Regions from separate parts of the Homo sapiens genome. Here all the other regions are linked to region 1. The links are chromatin contacts, found by Hi-C or POLR2A ChIA-PET in ENCODE. All regions are on one chromosome and are shown on one strand. The core of a region is the stretch at or near the end of the contact, and the rest is flanking DNA. Distances in the headings are between cores, read along the strand shown.

The links. A loop is a pair of places that touch in the nucleus more often than their neighbours do. ChIA-PET counts read pairs that join two places held with the same protein, here RNA polymerase II (POLR2A). Pooled maps may share reads with other maps.
Region 2: a loop to region 1 is called in a map of PC-3, with 9 times the contacts of the local background. The contact joins two enhancer-like sites. A Hi-C loop is called at or near these places in 6 of 168 maps with a recorded cell type or tissue (CD4-positive, alpha-beta T cell, PC-3, PC-9 and 3 more), 6 of 37 single-sample maps with no recorded cell type and 15 of 50 pooled maps.
Region 3: a map of endothelial cell of umbilical vein shows a loop between it and region 1 (5-fold over the local background). The contact joins two enhancer-like sites. A Hi-C loop is called at or near these places in 1 of 168 maps with a recorded cell type or tissue (endothelial cell of umbilical vein), 3 of 37 single-sample maps with no recorded cell type and 1 of 50 pooled maps. POLR2A ChIA-PET finds 5 or more read pairs at or near these places in 3 of 52 experiments (GM12878, OCI-LY7 and activated CD4-positive, alpha-beta T cell).

Annotation. Positions count from the first base shown.
Region 1 is chr6:128,653,511-128,657,981 of GRCh38, reverse strand. The region is part of intron 1 of LOC105377998 (a long non-coding RNA gene); the gene reads right to left. Among named protein-coding and RNA genes, the nearest start is that of PTPRK, 140 kb to the right of the region's middle. RefSeq lists an enhancer at 1,247-2,446. Within about 2 kb of position 1,786, at least 5 of the 41 ENCODE cell types and tissues checked have a DNase peak (open chromatin) inside an H3K27ac peak, as active enhancers do; they include PC-3, PC-9, endothelial cell of umbilical vein and 1 more, where a contact is called at or near this core.
Region 2 is chr6:128,596,889-128,601,359 of GRCh38, reverse strand. No RefSeq gene overlaps it. Among named protein-coding and RNA genes, the nearest start is that of PTPRK, 79 kb to the right of the region's middle. Within about 2 kb of position 2,704, at least 3 of the 41 ENCODE cell types and tissues checked have a DNase peak (open chromatin) inside an H3K27ac peak, as active enhancers do; they include PC-3, PC-9 and mammary epithelial cell, where a contact is called at or near this core.
Region 3 is chr6:128,694,933-128,699,403 of GRCh38, reverse strand. It overlaps LOC105377998 (a long non-coding RNA gene), which reads right to left. Exons shown (of 3, transcript XR_001744339.2): 3 at 1,538-4,471. Among named protein-coding and RNA genes, the nearest start is that of PTPRK, 180 kb to the right of the region's middle. Within about 2 kb of position 2,568, at least 2 of the 41 ENCODE cell types and tissues checked have a DNase peak (open chromatin) inside an H3K27ac peak, as active enhancers do; they include endothelial cell of umbilical vein, where a contact is called at or near this core.

The DNA of each region.
Region 1 (4,471 bases), core at 537-3,036:
GACTCTTTCTAGATTGATTCTGTATGGATTATCTAGTTTAACTAAGTGTTATTTCCAGTCTTCTCTTATTACTCTTCCATTTTGTGTCTGCCCCTTCTCCAGGCTAGGTATTGATACTTAACCAGTCTCTCCCACGGTTTTCTAACCTAGCTCAAGCTTAATTTCTTTTGTCTTAGAAATTATAAGATCTGGTAGTAATATACAAAACTAGCTTCTGCCTTGACCTCAGCCTCTTTCTTTTGTGAACTGCCTTCATATGCTGCCCAGAAGGTGGTATATAATTTATCTAGTTCCTACTCTTAGGGTGAATGTTGGATACTCCATCTGACAGCTTACACCAAACTTATTACAAAAAAGGGAAAAAACTTGAATTCTTTATTAGTTAAAACTCCTGAATTAGAAGTACTATAAACTAAATTTAGCTAAAGTAAGTGAAAGAGAGAATTTATTATAAAGATATAAGTACATTTTATTAATGACCAAGAACAGAAATGCAGGCTGGTTTTAGAGAAACACTGGAACTAGGAAGCAGAAGACATAAAAATCCCAGGAAATTCCCTTCCTCCTCTCACTTCTGCTTCTTACTGAGCATTAAGTTCATTTATTCACCTCTTTCTCTGAACACCCCAGTGATATCATAACTAAGATATCTCTTCTACAGTGTCCTAAGATTACATCTTATTCATTCAAGTGACTCTCCTTGTTTTCAATTTAAATTTTACAGCCCAGATTTAAAGTCCCAGGAAAATAATGCTAATTAGGCCATCTTGATTCAGATGGTCACTGGATTAAAATAAACCATCATCAAAGAGGAAGAATCAGATTGTGCCAACAGGGCTATTATGGACCCACCCCCATGCTGCTATGGATTAGCCAAGTGATGAGAGGAGTAGTCAGGAAGGAGAAAAATATGAGAGACGGAACAACACTCTAATATGTCTACAAAAATAAAATATATATTCAAAAATCTACCAGAAAATGGAATTTAATGCTTTTCAGGTCTCTAGATTAAATATTAATTCATTCGTATACATTAAAGAGAAGAAACAATAAATGTAAAGATTTTATACTTTTTACTATATTAGAATTTTAATTCTGTTCCAGCCTGGGCAACATAGCAAGATTCCACTGCTACAAAATAATTTTTTTAATTAGCCAGTCATAGTGCATGTATGGAGTCCCAGGAGTTTGATGTTACAAAGCTATGATTGAGCCACTGCACTCCACCCTGGGCAAAAGAGCAAGACCCTGTCTGCCACTGCCTCCCCTCACCGACCAATCCACCACAAAAAAAATTATTTTAATTCTATGGACAATGAAATAGAACCAAAATAAGGGCAAGGTCAAACTAGAAGATATTAACAAATAAATAATACCCAAAAATCTAGATTATAAAGGAGCTCATACAAATAAGATAGATGGTCCTAGCAAAGATTTTTTTTTAAATAGGAATATGTTCAAAAATTCTTAATTCACAGTAATTATAGTCACAACATTTACAATGAAATTGATCTTTGAGATAAAACTGGTAAAAATCAACACAAAATTACTGAATTACTCATATATAAGAATGACTCATAGGACTATCAGTATTTGTGAATAAAGAGTTTTGGAAACCCCAAGTGAGATGACTAATTAGCAAAGATTGTAATGTCACTGGGACTGAGAGAGCTACAAACTTACCACAAAAGAAAGAGGGTTTATCAAGCAGGGGTATGTTGGCATGCAACAAAAGGAAACGGAGACCAAGAGGGCTAGATTCACAGGGAATCTCCACCATTGTCCTGGAGAGAGGATGTCTAGTCAGCTGACATGAGCTTCCTTGCCTATGTGAGAGATATGTCTGACAATGAGGAAATGATGCCTTAAAATTGATTGACATCACCACAAAACATTTCATTTCCCTGGCTAACACCACTCAGGAGCCAGTATACTCTAATCCCTGACAAACTGCTCAGGTCTCTTTGGAGAAAGCTACATTTTGCTGGTCAGAGTACCAGAGGGGAAAGTTACACAGAGATTCAGAAATCTTCACAGGATCTCCCTTCCCTCAAGGCTTTGGCTGAGTATTAATCAGGGTATTTCTGTGAGGAAACTCTCTGAGGATGGAAAAAGAACAACCCAAAAGGATTAGAGGAGAAAATTTACAGAGTTTTCACAGGGCCAAGAATAGTTTCTCTACCCACTAGTCAGAGTGGAAAATGGGGCATTGAGTAGTATATGCATAATGGCTTTTCTTCAGTAGCGTGACAAAATTAGCTGCTCTAATCCCACCTAACAAAGATTAAATTCAAGACCTGAAAGAACCCATCTGTTTCCGAGTAACTTAACTATGTCCCAGAACAAAGCTCAACAACATTTATAGTAATACAAAAATATCCATCACTCAATGAGGTAAATTTCACAAAGTCTGCCATACAAACATAAAAAAGCAGGAAAATAAGACTCATAACGAAGAGAAAAAATTAAATCAAAACTGACCCAGAAATTATGAAGATGATAGAACATATAAACAAAGACATTAAAACAGTTATTACAACTCTATCCAGGTGTTCAAGAACCAATAGGTCCCAGATATCTATGTTAGTTTTCTGCCTTAATGATGTGTCTAACACTGTCAGTAAGGTGTTAAGTCTCCCACAATTATTGTGTGGTTATCTAAGTCTCTTTATAGGTCTCTAAGAATTTGTTTTATGTGGCCCAATGTTGGCTGCCTAAATATTTAGGATAGTTAAGTTAAGTTAGGATAGTTAAGTTAAGTTAGGATAGTTAAGCTTAATAGAGGAAATATTAAGCATTTTAAATAGAAACATGGATGATATGAAGAAGACCTAACTCAAACCAGAGATAAAAATAGCAAAGTAAAAATAAGCTTTAATGCTTAATTCAAATCATACATAAAAATTAACTTAAATCATAGCCCTAAGTGTGAAAGTTAAAACTGTAAAACTTCTAGAATAAAATATAGTAGAAAATATTTGTGACCTTGCTATACTGTTTATATTGTTTTTTGTGTTATTTTTACATACTATGTAGAAAGCATGAACGTAAAAGAAAAACTGATGCTTGTACTCCATCAAGATTAAAAATGACTGCCCTTTGAAAGACACTTTGACAAAAATAAAAAGGCAAGATAAAGTCTGGGAGTAAACATTTACAGTACAAATTTCTGACAAAGGATTAGTTTCCAGAATATATAAAGACCTCTTACAACTAAATAATAAGAAAAACAATCAAATTTTAAATGGACAGAGAGTTGAACTGATGCATCACATAGAAAGATATATAAATTGCTAATGGGCATATGAAACATCATTAATCAACAGAAAAATCAAAATTAAGTCCACCAAATGCCCGTTAGAAATTGCTAAAGTTAAAAGTCTGACAATACAAAATACTGGCAAAAATGTGGAGCAATTAGAACTCTACTATAATGTTGGTGGGAATAATCAACCATCATTTGGAAAACATTTTGTGAGTCCCTTGTAAAGCGAAACATGAACAGAACATTCAAACCAGTCATTTAATTCTTATTTACCCAAGAAAATTAGTAATACTTGTTTACAGAAAGAAGAAGACATTTATGCAGCCAAAAACACATGAAAAAAATGCTCACCATCACTGGCCATCAGAGAAATGCAAATCAAAACCACAATGAGATATCATCTCACACCAGTTAGAATGGCAATCATTAAAAAGTCAGGAAACAACAGGTGCTGGAGAGGATGTGGAGAAATAGGAACACTTTTACACTGTTGGTGGGACTGTAAACTAGTTCAACTATTGTGGAAGTCAGTGTGGCGATTCCTGAGGGATCTAGAACTAGAAATACCATTTGACCCACCCATCCCATTACTGGGTATATACCCAAAGGACTATAAATCATGCTGCTATAAAGACACATGCACACATATGTTTATTGCGGTACTATTCACAATAGCAAAGACTTGGAACCAACCCAAATGTCCAACAATGATAGACCGGATTAAGAAAATGTGGCACATATACACCATGGAATACTATGCAGCCATAAAAAATGATGAGTTCATGTCCTTTGTAGGGACATGGATGAAATTGGAAATCATCATTCTCAGTAAACTATCGCAAGAACAAAAAACCAAACACCACATATTCTCACTCACAGGTGGGAATTGAACAATGAGAACACATGGACACAGGAAGGGGAACATCACACTCTGGGGACTGTTGTGGGGTTGGGGGAGGGGAGGGATAGCGTTGGGAGATATACCAAATGCTAGATGACGAGTTAGTCGGTGTAGCGCACCAGCATGGCACATGTATACATATGTAACTAACCTGCACATTGTGCACATGTACCCTAAAACTTAAAGTATAAATAATAAAAAAAAAGATTTAAAAAAAAAGAACTTGTACAAGTATATCCAACACAGTGATGGGTAAACAAATTGTGATATATTCAAACAATGGGATACTACTCAGCAGTGAAACA
Region 2 (4,471 bases), core at 1,455-3,954, 58 kb after region 1:
GCAAATGTGTACAGCCTGGGAAATAGTCTGTTCCCTTTTTCACTCCCTTGTTTGCTTTTCCAACTGGGCTTACGGTGTGTATAGTTACAGCCAACTCTGAACATAGCAACCCTAGAAAGACTGCTCAGCGTAGCTGTGCCGAGGTGACTGGGATATACACAGTAGTTGTCATGTGATTTTACTTAAGCCTGATATCTCCCAACATAGACCTAATTTTCCATCTAGGAAATGTTGATATCCTGCCGTTCCATGATAAGGCTAAGTGAGAAGTCTGCAGTCCTCAAATGTAATTTTTCTACATGAGTTATCTTGCTTGCTTTTTTCATTGAGGCAGCCAAAAAAATAAATCCAGCAAAGACCATTTTATTCCCCTCCACTTCACTGTGATGCAAGTTGATAGACCACACTAACCCCTAAGGAGGATCATTTCTGAAATGTGAGAATGCAGGTGTTTTGCTTATTTTCTACATGGGCACTTTTCTCTCTGCCAGCGCCTGTCTCCAGAGATGACAGCACTGCAAAGAAACCGGGAGCTGAAAAACCACAGGTAATGTTTACTGTGTGCATTTATTAAAAGGTGTTAACAACTAATTGCATAGCATCACCCACTTAAACACATTGCAAAGAGTATTATTGCCATGAGTCTGAAAAATGCTTCCCTGGCATAGATTTTTAATAGCTTTTAAAAAGAATATGGTCCTGTAGGAAATGCCAAATTTGTGGCTTCATCCAGTGCATTTGGGAGACAGGATGTGGTTCAGCAGTTATGGGGGTTGCCGTGAGTCATCTATGGAGACAGATGTTTCCATGGTGACCTTCCCCATTCATTCAGTGTGAGGCCTCCATATACTCGTGAGGATTAATGACATGGCATTAACACTGATAATCATAATGAAGAGAGCTGTCTGAGATTGGGGCAACCCAACCCTGACATTTTCAAGGAAATAGGATGGAGGAATTTAACCAATGTGTAGAGGAAGAAAATATTGAACTACAAGGAGAGGAAATCCATTTCTTCTTTTTTTTATAAAATAGTCTTCCTGCCAGAAAAGAGTCAGCTGCTGACAGACTTCTATAGTCTCCCCTCTGAGAATTCTCTTTATATTATGACAGAGTGGGGGTGGAAATAAATAACCCCAAAAATGTTTCACTTTACGTCAAAAGAACCAGGACTAGAGAATAAGGAAAAGGCACAGACTTAAACTCTACTCAGTTGTCTTATTTGTTTGTTTATTTAAATACCTTAAGATGTTCCTTAGGAAATCCTTTTAGGGAAACTCATTTTACTGAGAGACTTGCCTATTCTATAGCTTTATGGCACTACTTTTGTCCCTTCGGGGAAAAAAAACCATTCTTCTCACATTGTGCTGATAGCAACATGTTTTTTTAGCTCACAGAGATGTGGGGCATTGTACGAACTGATAAAGTGAAATGTTAGGAGCCTATGATCTAACTCAGATGCCAGCCCGGGTACAATCGTAGACACAAAAAGAGATTATTACACTTTCCCAGAGCAGGATGCAGATACTCACAGGCTCACAGAGGATTGTGCCTTGTGATTTAGTTAGTTGTTTGCATGGTTATCTCTTTTATTAAATTTCAAGATTCTATAGAGCAGGAACTTCATCTTATTCACCTTTGGCACAGCCAGCTACCCCTAACATACACACATAAAAATATACACAAGCACACATATAAACAAACATACCTACACACACACACCCCTAGCATTTTACTTTACACCCCACACACTGCATTACTACCTACCTCTTAAATGAGTGGATTTCATCAGCAATGTAAAACCTCGAATGAGACAATTAAGCACTTGTATATGAAGTTTTTGAAACTCATAGAGTCAAATTATAATGGTTTTTAAAACTATGTAACACTGTTTTGCTTTTTTAAATGTTTAGACAAGTGGATTTGACACAAATGCAATAAAGCCTGAGAGGCAGTAAATGAAAAAAAATCATGAAAAAAGAAATTAAGAGACTCTAGAGCCACTGGACTATTCGGGTTGATTAAATGATGTCTGCAAAATGCTGATGACTGGACCTATTGTGGCATTTGCTAATCCAGCAAATATTTACTAAGTACCTATTTTAATAGTTACTTGCTCTGTGCCAAGCATTGTCCTAAGTGCTTATGCATATTGACTTATTTAATCTCTCCTAAGAGGTAAACACTATTATGAAAATACCTGTTTTTAGGAAAGTAAACTGAAGTAGGAGTAATTTCAGTGACTTGCCTAAATTCACATAAATAATATGGAGTTGAGTTTTAAGCTGAACCACGCAGGCTGGCTCCAGATCACAAGCTCTTAACTGCTATGTGATAATGCCAACCCCTGGGCTAGAAATGGGAGATATAAAAATAGTCAAATGGTACATACATCTTCTTGGTTTTCATAAAGCTTGGAGTTTTGAAGTGGTAACATGCTTAAAACCACCAGTTGCAATCACAACTGGCAAGTGCCACAAGGGACAAGGAAGGGACTCTAGGAACAGGTTAGTGCAAGTCATTCTAACCTAAAGATTATGAGGCTAGTCATAATAGGAAAAGGTACAGACAGTAAGATAGGTGAGCACCGCTTTCCTATTGACCTTGTTTTCTATTTGTCTTTGATGAGGAGGTATGCATGACTCAGCCAGAGATATTGAAGGAAGGAATCTTTCCAAATGATTCCTCAGGTATGAACTTTGAGGGACATACCTCTGCGGAGCAGAAAGTTAGCATCTGACTAGACAGATGTGATTACCCAGTTGGAAACTCTCAGCATGGACTGTTGGGAGGGACAGTGTTTCCAAGAAGCCAAAAGTGCAGAAAGAACAGCACAGTCAACAGAAGATCCTGATAACCTTTGCTAAGGTTATAGTGCGTGTCATGGGCATGAGAAACTTTGGGGAACCAGGTACCTGCTAAGAAAGTTCCTCTAAAAGTCAGTTTAAATCTCGGTGATTAATTAAACATTTTTATGCCTCATCATAGTAGTTAAGTACTTTCTATGTACCAAACTCTATGGTAAGTCTTGGGAGAAAAAATATTATTATTATTGCTATCCTGATCAAAGTTATGACATGGGAGAGCTGGCATAGGAACCAAAGCCTAACTTATTCCAAAGCCAGTTCTTATGGCAACTGTGGCTTGTGACCAAAATTCTTGCTGGGGTTTGCAAATGAAGCAAGTTAATACCTGTTCATAAGTAGGAACTAGTGACTCATTGGATCTGAGTGGAGAGCTTGACATAGAATCATCCTACAACTCCCAGAAGTAATTTGTCACTTAATGCCACTGATGCCCCAAAGTGTGATAGTCAAATCTATGGGGACACACTAGAAACAAATGTAAGATTTTGTCCCCATTTCAAAGTCTGTATGAATTTCCAGTCTTGGTTGATTAGATTCTTTCATTCAACATTAATTATGGCAGGATATCTAGGGACAGGGCAAAGTAGTAGTCAGGAGAAGAGCTAAAACTGAGGAGAAACACATTTTAAAATGTCAGGGAAATGGATACACATAGGTATCAAGAGAATGGACATAAATATTGCAAGCTGGGAGTTGCAAAGGCCCCAGCAAACAGCTTCTGGATGATCAATAGAAATGCAAGGGGAAAAGCAAAATGTGTGCTCAAACAGGGAAGCTATGAGAAATTGTCAGGAGAGCCAAAGAAATAGAGAAAGTGGAGAGGAGACAAGGCAAGACCTATAGCCGGGTCTGACCCCTGGCCTGAGGCAACTTGCTCTCGTGCTGCCAGTTCTTGAGTTCCTTGTCCCCTTGCTGAGAACGAATGAGCCATGGCAGGGTATCATATATGCTAAGAACAGAGGGCAGTAACCAGGAGTGAAACAGTGGGTGAGGGCAGGAGATGATACAGCTGAGTTCATCGAAATGGTTAGTGGGGGTACAAAAGTGCTGTTGCAGTATTTTCTGCAAGTCCACCTCAAGAGGCCAAAATATTTTCAACAAAAATGCCATTGGTTTTTACAAATTATGACTGAAAAATTATTCTTAAAACATTTGAGGACAAAGAGACCCATTTGCAAGCCCAAAACATTAAAGCTTTCCAGGACTTTCCTTCTACAGCTTTGCAACTGCCTTAGGACTTGCTTTCTGAATCATTTCCTGACCATCACTAGTTTCATGCTCCTCTAACAGACCAAAAATGTGGCATATTTGGGCATCATATGAAGTATATATTGGATTAGGCACCTATAGGTACATTACCCATTTCCTAAATTGTACCTTTATGTTTGATTACAATTACTTTGTGGCTTATCTATTAATCTATCTTGCATCACAGCTAGGATTACTAAATACAGGGTAAAGGGATTCTAACATCCTTTATAAAATATGGCAATGCTTAACTGAGTATATTTTCAGTTCCAGGCACAAGTCTGTTTAATTATACTATTCCTTTTGTAAGTTAGGTTGAACATAATGTTATTTTACTCAAATAATGTACTTAACTA
Region 3 (4,471 bases), core at 1,319-3,818, 41 kb before region 1:
CCTGCTACCACCATGCTAACTAGGAGGGGTCTTTCTTTTATCAAGGGTTGAATAAATGATCCATTTCTTCTTTTCCCATTGCACCATTGTGACGTAAGTAGAAAGTTCACAGAAAATAGAAAAGACAGGGACCATATTTTATTCATTTGTGCATTCCTAGAATTGATAACAGTGATTGGCGTATATGGTGTCCAGTACAGTAAGTATAATTTAACTGAACAACCACAACCAATAAAACCCCAAAATGTGTACCTTTACTTAAGCTAAATTGGTTTGCAATAAATACATTTTTTTTTCTTTAGGGACACAGGCCTATTGAATTCAAGTAGAATCCTCATACAAAGACAAGATTTTACCTAAGTCTCTCTTTGTAGTCTTTGGCCCATCTCCATGTAGTATATCCCCACCACCAAGAAGATTTTTTTGATATAGATACTTCAAAGATCAAAAGAGGGAAATAGAGTTATTGCTTCAGTCTATTAGTGCCTGCATCTGCAGTTTATTTCTTGTAAGAAGAATCACTTTTTCTCCAGTTTATAGATACCAGAAGTTACCTTCTCCATTAAAAGATTGTCATACCCCTGCATGCTAATCTAATCTCAATGTAGACTCTTAACATTCATAAAAGTAATAGATATAATTGGTAACTAAAAAGGAATTGGGGAAGAAGATGTTTCTTCCCATCCAAATACTAACCAAGCTGGACGGTGCTTAGCCTCTGAGATCAGACAGTATCGGCGTGTTCAGAGTGGAATGGCCACAGACATGGTTGTTTCCGTACGTTAAATTTTGGATTTTTACTACTGTCTTTCCCTGCCTATCTCACATCATCTTTCTACACTGTCAGGTTCAATGAGTTTCCAGGCACTGTCACTATAACAGCACAATCTCTTTTCCATTCATGCTTTCCCTGCCATGGCTAACTCTCTTCAAATCATTATCTTGCTTTTTAAAAATATTGGCGTCAGTTCATTAGAATTATAAAATAAAGGAAAACATAATCAATAAAGTATTAATTACTCATTATTAAATGTACATCTGGGTTTGTCTCCTTGCCTCATGCCTTCTTCCCGTCTTTGAAATCCATCTACCAGAATAAAGCATGACTCTTGAGCCACTTCACTTTTTCAAAACCTTACATTTTCACTGAAACCAAATATAGCAAAAATGGAATTATATGGAGAACATCAGAATGGTCCTGCGGAACAGCTAAACCACATTTAAAAATAAATAAAAGAGGCTGAGCATGGTGGCTCACTCCTGTAATCCCAGCACTTTGGGAGGCCGAGGCAGGTGGATCACTTGAAGTCAGGAGTTCGAGACCAGCCTGGACAACATGACGAAACCCTGTCTCTACTAAATACACACACCACACACAAATTAGCTGGGTGTGGTGGCAGGTTCCTATAATCCCAGCTACTCGGGAGGCTGAGGCAGGAGAATTGCTTGAAGCCGGGAGGTGGAGGTTGCACTGAGCTGAGATCACACCACTGCACTCCAGCCTGGGCGACAGCTAGACTCCATCTCAAAATAAATAAATACATACATACAGATACATACATACATGCAGGAATAAATAAGCTAACAGATACATTCTTCAATAGATGTGCATAAGTCATAATATGAAATTTAAACTTTTCGGACTCCTTCCTATGCAGAACTCTTTTTAAAAGCAACTACCATACAAGCAGTTCCCAAGTCATGTTCCCCATATATAACAATGAGAATCCTAGACTGGCACTTTGAGGAGTGCTTAATAAAGGATTTTTACAAATGTGTAGGCAGTTTCCTAAAGAGGGATAGTGAAGCAGCATACAGCTCACAACAGATGAGGAACATTGCCAGCTTTAGATAGAAGGGATAAGGAGAGGAAACAGTTATAAGGACCCAGACAGGGTAGCTCTATAAGAAAGGGCATCTGAAAGGAGTGTGGCCTTCAGTGGAGGGATGCAGCAAGTCTGTGGTGACCTGGCTATTTGGAGGAGGGAGTTGAGGGACCAAATGCCCCAACCCCTGTCTCCTCTCACCCTCTCATCTCCTATAAATGTCCCTCTTGGGCCAAACACAATCAAGAACCGAACACAGGGACACTCAGCATGAAGTTCCCGAAGATCAGTATCTTGAGCCTGGAATAGCACAGAGAAGGGTCCAGAGTGAGTCTGGAAGGGAAGCTATCCAATACGTCATGGGTTGCTAATAGTTGTTATATAAAAGGGAATTAAAAGTACACTGCCAAAAGAAATGCTGGCTGAAATAAAGGCAAACTGATACACAAAACAAGATTGTATATAGTCCCAAGTTGTGGAGAAGTATGTAGTGCATACTCTTTCCAAAATTTATTTTTAATTGAACTTTTTTTAAAGACACAGTAGAATTGGTGTTTGACAGATATCACTTTGTTCACACAGTGGGTGGTTTATCTGACTGTCTCCAACTAAATTGTAAACTTTACAGCAGCATCTATATCTTCTATCTCTCTGTCCGTATTGCCTGAGATATAAATGTTTATTGAATGACTCACAGTGCGTGAGTGATTCAATGAGTCAGCTTTGTAGTCTAATCTAATAATCAAGGCTATCCTAAAGCATTTTCAATGTTACCTTCAACGTCTACTCCTGCCAAGCTATTCCTGATATACATCTTATACTTTCTCCATCTGGTGCCTTGATAGTTCTGTGTTTTCCAACAAGAGCAGACTTCCTCAAGCTCAGTTTTGTTGATATTTAGGGCTGGATAATTCTCTGTTGTGGTGGGCCGTCCTGTGTTTTGTAGGATGTTTAGTAGCTTCCCACTAGATGCAAGTAGCACTTCCCTAGTTGTGACAACCAAAAATATTTCCAGAAATTGATAAATGTCCCAGGAATGGGGGACAGGGGACTATTGCCCTTGTTGAGAACCACTGTTCTAGAATACCACTACTGCCTTCTTTCCTATGAAATACAGGTACATCTAGGATATTATCTACACAAAAATTGAGTGCTTCCCAAAACCACATTTGATGCCTCTCTTTGTAATGTTTCAGCCTTTGCCATACTGGCTTTTAACCTATATTACATCAATCACTTTCACCTTAAATTTAATTACTTGATTATTTCATTGGATAAAAATTTCATGCAAGTGACATATTACTATATTTTCCAATTTACCGAGTGGCTTATCTTTTTTAAACTATAGCATTTGCTCAATAAATGTTTAAATGGATGAATAACCTTGTGTTTTCCATATGCAGAATTGTTATCATAGATGACACTTTGTCTTTGCATTAAGTAAAGAGCTTCAGAAAAAGAAAAATCTTAGTGGCTTTAACATGGCAAACCTCTTTTTGTAATAATGAGCTGGGAGCAATACTCGCTCACTCAATGGGATTTGAGAGAGGCGTATAAACATGAAAAAAACAAAATTCGGAAAAAAAACTTACCTATTATTTCACAAGTTAAGCATCAAGATAGAAAGCAGAATTTCATATGTTTCCTAAGTGTTGTTTTAAAATTTTTTAATTAACACCTGGATCCGAATAGAGCATTTAAAAACAAGTTTAAAAGACCAAATGAATGACTTTGACTGGTTACCATAACAAATTACCTTTAATAATGAGGCCTATAAAATTGTTTTCATCTTCAAAGTACTTTAAAGCTTTAATTAATTATTGCAAGACTCCTGTGCAATAAATAATTAGGTATTATTATTGCTCCATTTATTGATGGGAAAATGAAAGATAATTGTTTAAGAATTTTCTCCAATTTATTTAGGTCAGCTACAATGTTAAATATCTAATTCCTTTCAGAATAATTTTTAAAAAATGTATAACCTGAGTTAAGAATGCTTTTTATGAAATATATTTTGTGAAGTTTGGTAACAGAAACCTCAAGTAATTTCTAATATCAGAGCTACAAATAACAAACTCTCCTGTTTCTACCAAATATTAAATCATACTTCCATCTTCAGTATTCCAGTTCACAAACTATAAAACTTTGAAAAGTGATGATTTCTAGAAATTACATTTCCATTCCTTCAGCATCATTATTAGTAACTGGATGAACGTATTCTGTGAAAAAACATGTAATCTTTTAAAATTCTAGCTCAAAAAGAAATAAATTTCAAAATATAATTTGATGATATTCTAGGATTTACAAACCTAGCACTTCCCTTGGGAAGTAAAATGACAAGAAATTTACTATGTTCTGTCACATTTTCTAATGTATTCAGAAGTAAACTGCTGGAAAAGTTTTACATATTTCTGTCAATTTTGTGTTTGTGAATTTGCTGTTTCTGATGAATTATAGGGTATGCTCACAGATTTAGGGAAACAAATTTCTTGTTCTCTTACTTTCATAAAGTATGGACTTGTCTTCAAATTTCCACCATTTACTCGTAATACAGATATTCAAAATGATGTCTGCAGCAGTACACTCAACTTAAATGAATCTGTATCTCCTTGGAGGTCTCAATCATTTCTGTACCCCTTTTCCTA